Regions from separate parts of the Homo sapiens genome. Here region 1 is linked to region 2. The links are chromatin contacts, found by Hi-C in ENCODE. All regions are on one chromosome and are shown on one strand. Each heading gives the region's core, a stretch centred on a gene start or an enhancer-like site at or near the end of the contact. The rest is flanking DNA. Distances are from core to core; before and after follow the strand shown.

What was found. Hi-C counts contacts between places; a loop is a spot of excess contacts on that map. Pooled maps may share reads with other maps.
Region 1: a loop to region 2 is called in a pooled map, with 2.0 times the contacts of the local background. The contact joins the promoter of LINC02493 here to the promoter of LDB2 in region 2. A Hi-C loop is called at or near these places in 1 of 50 pooled maps.

Annotation. Positions count from the first base shown.
Region 1 is chr4:17,184,767-17,187,466 of GRCh38, forward strand. It overlaps LINC02493 (long intergenic non-protein coding RNA 2493), which reads right to left and starts at 1,291. Exons shown (of 6, transcript NR_125919.1): 1 at 1,085-1,291.
Region 2 is chr4:16,897,316-16,900,015 of GRCh38, forward strand. It overlaps LDB2 (LIM domain binding 2), which reads right to left and starts at 1,330. Exons shown (of 8, transcript NM_001290.5): 1 at 1,039-1,330. The coding sequence starts at 1,170.

The DNA.
Region 1 (2,700 bases), core at 41-2,540, 290 kb after region 2:
CTATGAAAGTAATGTAAGACCCTACAAAAAAGTTCTATTCTGAGTGTTTCTCAGTCACTTAAAAATCCTGGTGACCAGCTCTATGACACTTGCCTATAAAGAGGATTTTTAAGTGACTAAGAAACACTCAGAATAGAACCTACTTAGACTTTATCCTATTCATTAGGCAAACATTTATTGAGCACCTACAATATAGCAGGCCTTCTTGTGGGTACTGGGTAAAAACAAAACTGAAGAAGACATAATCCTGTAACAGACAAACAAATACCTACTGTGCAACCTACAGGGCGACTGTAGGCAGAGAGAGTGGGTTGTGGCCATGTCATAGAGTACCATATTGACAGAGTTAAAATCTTCGCCTTTATCCTGTATATAATGGAGTACTTTAGAGGGTTTTAGGCAATTATTACCCACATCCCCAGGCTCCTCTGATACTAAACTTCTCTGACATCTACTCCAGGGCCAGCCTGGACATCTGCCTGTGACCTGCAGTGGGACTCTCCTGGTTTTACATCTGCCTGCCCTGACTTGCTCTATGACCACACTAAGTTCCTGCTACTGTTCATTCTCCAGGCCTCCATAGTCACAGTCACTGCCCCAGAGTAAACAGCTAGTCCGGTTCTGGCCTCACCTGATTCACCAACTGAGCCCAGGTGCACTACATTATTATTTATTTATTTTTTGAGATGGAGTCTCGCCCTGTTGCCCAGGCTAGAGTGCAATGCCGCAATCTCGGCTCACTGCAACCTCTGCCTCCTGGGTTCAAGCGATTCTCCTGCCTCAGCCTCCTGAGTAGCTGGGATTACAGGCGCCTGCCGCCACACCCAGCTAAGTTTTGTATTTTTAGTAGAGACAGGGTTTCACCACATTGGCCAGGCTGCTCTCGAACTCCTGACCTCGCGATCCACCCACCTCGGCCTCCCCAAGTGCTAGGATTATAGGCATGAGCCACCATGCCTGACCAGTGTGCTACATTATTAATTTATTCATTCATTCGAGAATTATATGCTTACTATCTACTATTTTCCAGTCCCTGCTTGTACAAAAATGGGTAATATTCAGTCTTTGCCCTTAAGATGCTTACCATCAAAATGTCTACCTAATAGTCTCCTCAGGCTGCCATCACAAAATGCCACAAACTTGGTAACCTAAACGACAGAAATTTATCTTTTCACACTTCTGAAAGTCAGAAGTCTAAGATAACAGTGCCAGAAGAGTTAGTGTCTGATGAGGTCTTGAGTTGTAGATGGCTGCCTTCTCCCTGGGCCCCTATATGGCCTTTTTTGTGCACTCAAACTCCAGTTCTCTTCCCCTCCTTATAAGGACATTAGTTCTATTGGATTAGGGTTCTACCCTTATGACCTCATTTAACCTTAATTACCACCTTAAAGGCTGTGTCTCCAAACATAATTCCATTGAGGATTAGGGCTTCAACGTATGAATTTAGGGGTTTGGGAGCATGGTGGGGACACAATTCATTCCATAACACCATCTAAGTGGAAAAGGCAAATATGTACACATAATTGCCATGTGATGAAACAAATAACATAAAGGTATTGGGTATTTCTGTGGTGAAGCATCTAACCTATCTAGATGGATCTTTAAAGAAGACATAGTTACTTAGGTGGACCAGATGGAGCAGGGAAACCCAGGCAGAGAGAACAGTTTTTGTAAAATGCAAACATGAAACAACATGATCTGTTGAGTAGATGGCAAGTAATTCAGGATGGCTGAGATAGACAGAGAGTGGCTTAGGGTATCATGAAGACAAGACTCAAAAAGCATGCCATGTCCTCATGGAAGCCCACCCCACTCTTCTCATCTTCTGCCACAACCTTTTTTCCCATGCTGTAGTCACTGTGTGTTCCTTCCTCACCCCAATCAAAATATTATATCCTCTGCCTCAGTCCTAGACACATTTAAAATAATAGCCTCTTATATTTTGCATAGTACTTTACAGTTTACAAAACACCTTTACTATATCATTTGACCCTCATAGCTGCCCAGTAGAGAACAAATATTATATCAATATATACAGTGAAACCAATATTCAAATAGTAATCATAATAATAGACTTGCCCAAGATCAGAGGACTGTGCTATGGTTATTTTATGGGTAGAACCCAGACCTCTGCCTGGCGATCTAGTGTTCTCTCTTTGACACTACCTGCATTTTTCTCTGCTGTTTGCTTCTTGTGCTGTAATTCTCCGGTAACGCTTCTACATTTTGACAGAGCTTTCTGGAAATAATGTGTTAACCAACAGAAAAAGCTCAGAGTGGGAATGTTGGGCCTGGCAAGATATTTTTTTGGCCTGGCAGGCCTGTCAAAGCCCATCGAATCACACATTTGCCTCACAAAGGGCCAACCCAGAGCAAAGCCCATGGGGACACTTCGCCGAGAGGAGCAAATTAAAGCACTTCCAAGTCAGGAAATGCCAAGCTAGACTTTTCTATGGTGTTAACTTGCTGGCCCAAAGTACACCAAACAGTAATTTACCTACAGCCTAGCTGCAGAAAATTCCTACCCAGCCTAGCTGGAGGTAAATCCTTCTCTGACTGTACTTTTGTCAGCGTTGCCAAGGCAACAACTCTCACCACTCTCTGGTCATTTTTAGTTTCAATGACAAAGTTTGCGTTGACTTAGCTGTAAGTCTGATGCAGAAAACTTTTACTCACTGGAATGCATGAGGAATGGGTTCC
Region 2 (2,700 bases), core at 80-2,579:
ACTAAATTCCTAGCAATTTCCACTTCCTAAAGTGACTTTGGTGCACCTATAACAAACTCCTTTTCCGAACACTTCCACACAAAGCCCCAACTTACAGGCAGATGGACAATCCAGCAGCAAGACCTGCCAGCTGAGCTAGCACAGAGAAAAAGTCAACTGACATAAAATATTTAAATTGCAGGAGGCGAGTCTGGAGTTTTGCATTTAAAAAGTTCTGAAAGTCCTGTTCTCTCTGCTCCCAGAGTTGCTGGCTGCCTAGGAGGCTGAGTCTCCCTCTCTCAGGCACAAGATCTCAAATATGCAAAAACTAGAGCTGACTTGAAAGCTGAACCAGCTCCTGTCCTAAGGTAGAGTGATAGGGGGGCACGGCCGACAGCAATAGGAGAAAGTCTAGAGTCCCCTTGCCCCAAGCAACTGGTTTCTGATTTTAACACTGAAATATACAAACATGTGTCCCTCCAGGGCTAGTTCTGAGAAGTAGGCAGGTTTACTCTTCTGCCCCTTTTTACCTCGATTTTGGTGACTCTGAAAAGTAAATACAGGTCAAAGCAGACTTCCTCTAGGATTTGTAAAAAAGAAAATATATATATATATATATATATATATATATATATATATATATACACATATGTATATATATATATATATATATATATATACACATATGTATATATATATATAGCCAGATGCAAACAATCACAAAATTCCTTGGAATTATATCTCAAGAAACACCAACAGGACTGACTCAGAGCCTGTAAAACACCAGAGTTCTGGAAGAGCAACATTTCTGGAAACCCGGCATGTGAATCAAGTGCTGGGTTGTCTCAAGATTCCGGCAGAAACTGTCCTCTGCTACAAGAGTTGCTGTGCCTGGAAACCCAGCGTCCAAACTCGTGGATTCATCCTGGCGCTCATTTCCACGTACGTGGTAGTATCAAGTGGGACACTTCCCATAGAATTCAGCCAGAAACCCTAGGAAAAGCTCATGCATAGCTTAACAAAAATACACAAACACATCCCCAAGGTTGAAGTACTTACCTCTGTGCGAGACTGCAGTCTCTTGTTCATCTCATAGATTCGGTACTCTGGCTGTACCATGTATGGTGTATGCCTCCTATAAAATGGGCCGAAAGGAGAAGAATAGAAGGGGTCATGTGGTGTGCTGGACATCTTGCCTGCTTTTCGAAAATCAAGCTAAACAGAGTATCAGTAACGTCCATGCAGAGCACATGGGCTGTGTTCTTCCCAGTACAAAGTAGACGCACGCACACACGCTCACACACACACAGAGGCAGGCAGGCAGGCAGGCTGAACACGCTGGCTGGGAACTGCTGTCGGAGCCCTCTATAGCAGGAGAGGAGAGGGAGAGGAGAGGAGGGAGGGAAAGAGGGAGGGAGGGAGGGAGCACGGGAGAGGAGGGAGAGGGAGAGAGCAGGAGCTCCAGAGAGGGAGGGAGGTTGGTATGGAGGAAGGGAGGGAAGAAGGGAGGGAGGGAGGGAGGGAGGAGGGAGGGAGGGAGGGGGAGAGAGAGAGAGAGAGAGAGAGAGAGAGAGAGAGAGAGAGAGAGAGAGAGAGAGAGAGAGAGAGGAGCTGGATAGCTTTAGGCACCACTGCTTGTTTTTAAAGAAGCAGTTTGTGGAGAGGTCATTTCCTGTCCACATTGTAGACTAGTTCACAAATATAATTCTCCTCACAGTCTGACAAGAGGTCTAAGGTTTGGTTTTAATTTTTTTCCTCCAGCCAGGACCCTTCACAACCTGATTGCTAAGCTTGTTAGCATAGAGGTGGTCTAACCGCTACATGAGCCGCTCACCCCTGACAACCACACTGTTGTAATGTATCAGAAATGTTGATTACTACAAAATACAGAAACACGGGCACTGTGGTGCCCCGAATTGGGACCGGTGATTCACTCACATGCAGAGATTTATTTCAGCACTAATCTCCCTATGTAGTTTTGCTTTACTTGCTGTTGTTCCAAGGGCTGTTATATTCTTTGCCCTCCACTCCATCTCACTCCCATCTCTCCCCACTCACCCCTCTTCCCAGCCACCTCCCTCTTCTCCAAAGACTTCATTCAGGCCCTTAAGGTGCCTGGGCATTTTCAGGTAAAAACAGTCGTTCTGAATGTGGAAGGTATAAAATACACTTAAGGAGAGCAATGGTCTTTTTTCCCAGGAAGGAAAAACAAACAAACAAACAAACAAAAAACCCAAACAGACCTCCCAATAAGACAGGAAAAGCAAAGAAGGAGAAAACTGCCACAAAAATGACCACGGAAAATTTGGTTGAGAAGGAAATTGCAAATAATTGAATGGATCATCCCCAGATAACATGTCCAACTCTTATGGAGACAAAGTCTGTATTTTCCAAGATTGGTCAAGTAAACAAATATTTTCCCAACTGTGGTATATGATAACCATAAGAAATCCCAACAGCCCATGGAAGGGGAAAATCTCTATAGAGAATTAAACAATCTATAAAATAATCAAATTCTGCTAGAACCCACTATAACCAGAGATACGACACTTAAACAAAGCCCAGCCACACAAAATTTAAATGTATTGAGCTAACACCTAGGTAGGTCAGTGGTATTAAGGAAATAAAGCAAAGGACCACCAAAAAGCATAATGAATTCAAGACCTGAATGCAAATGCATGCAAATGAGACATTTCTTCTTTTTAATAAGCAGATTAATTA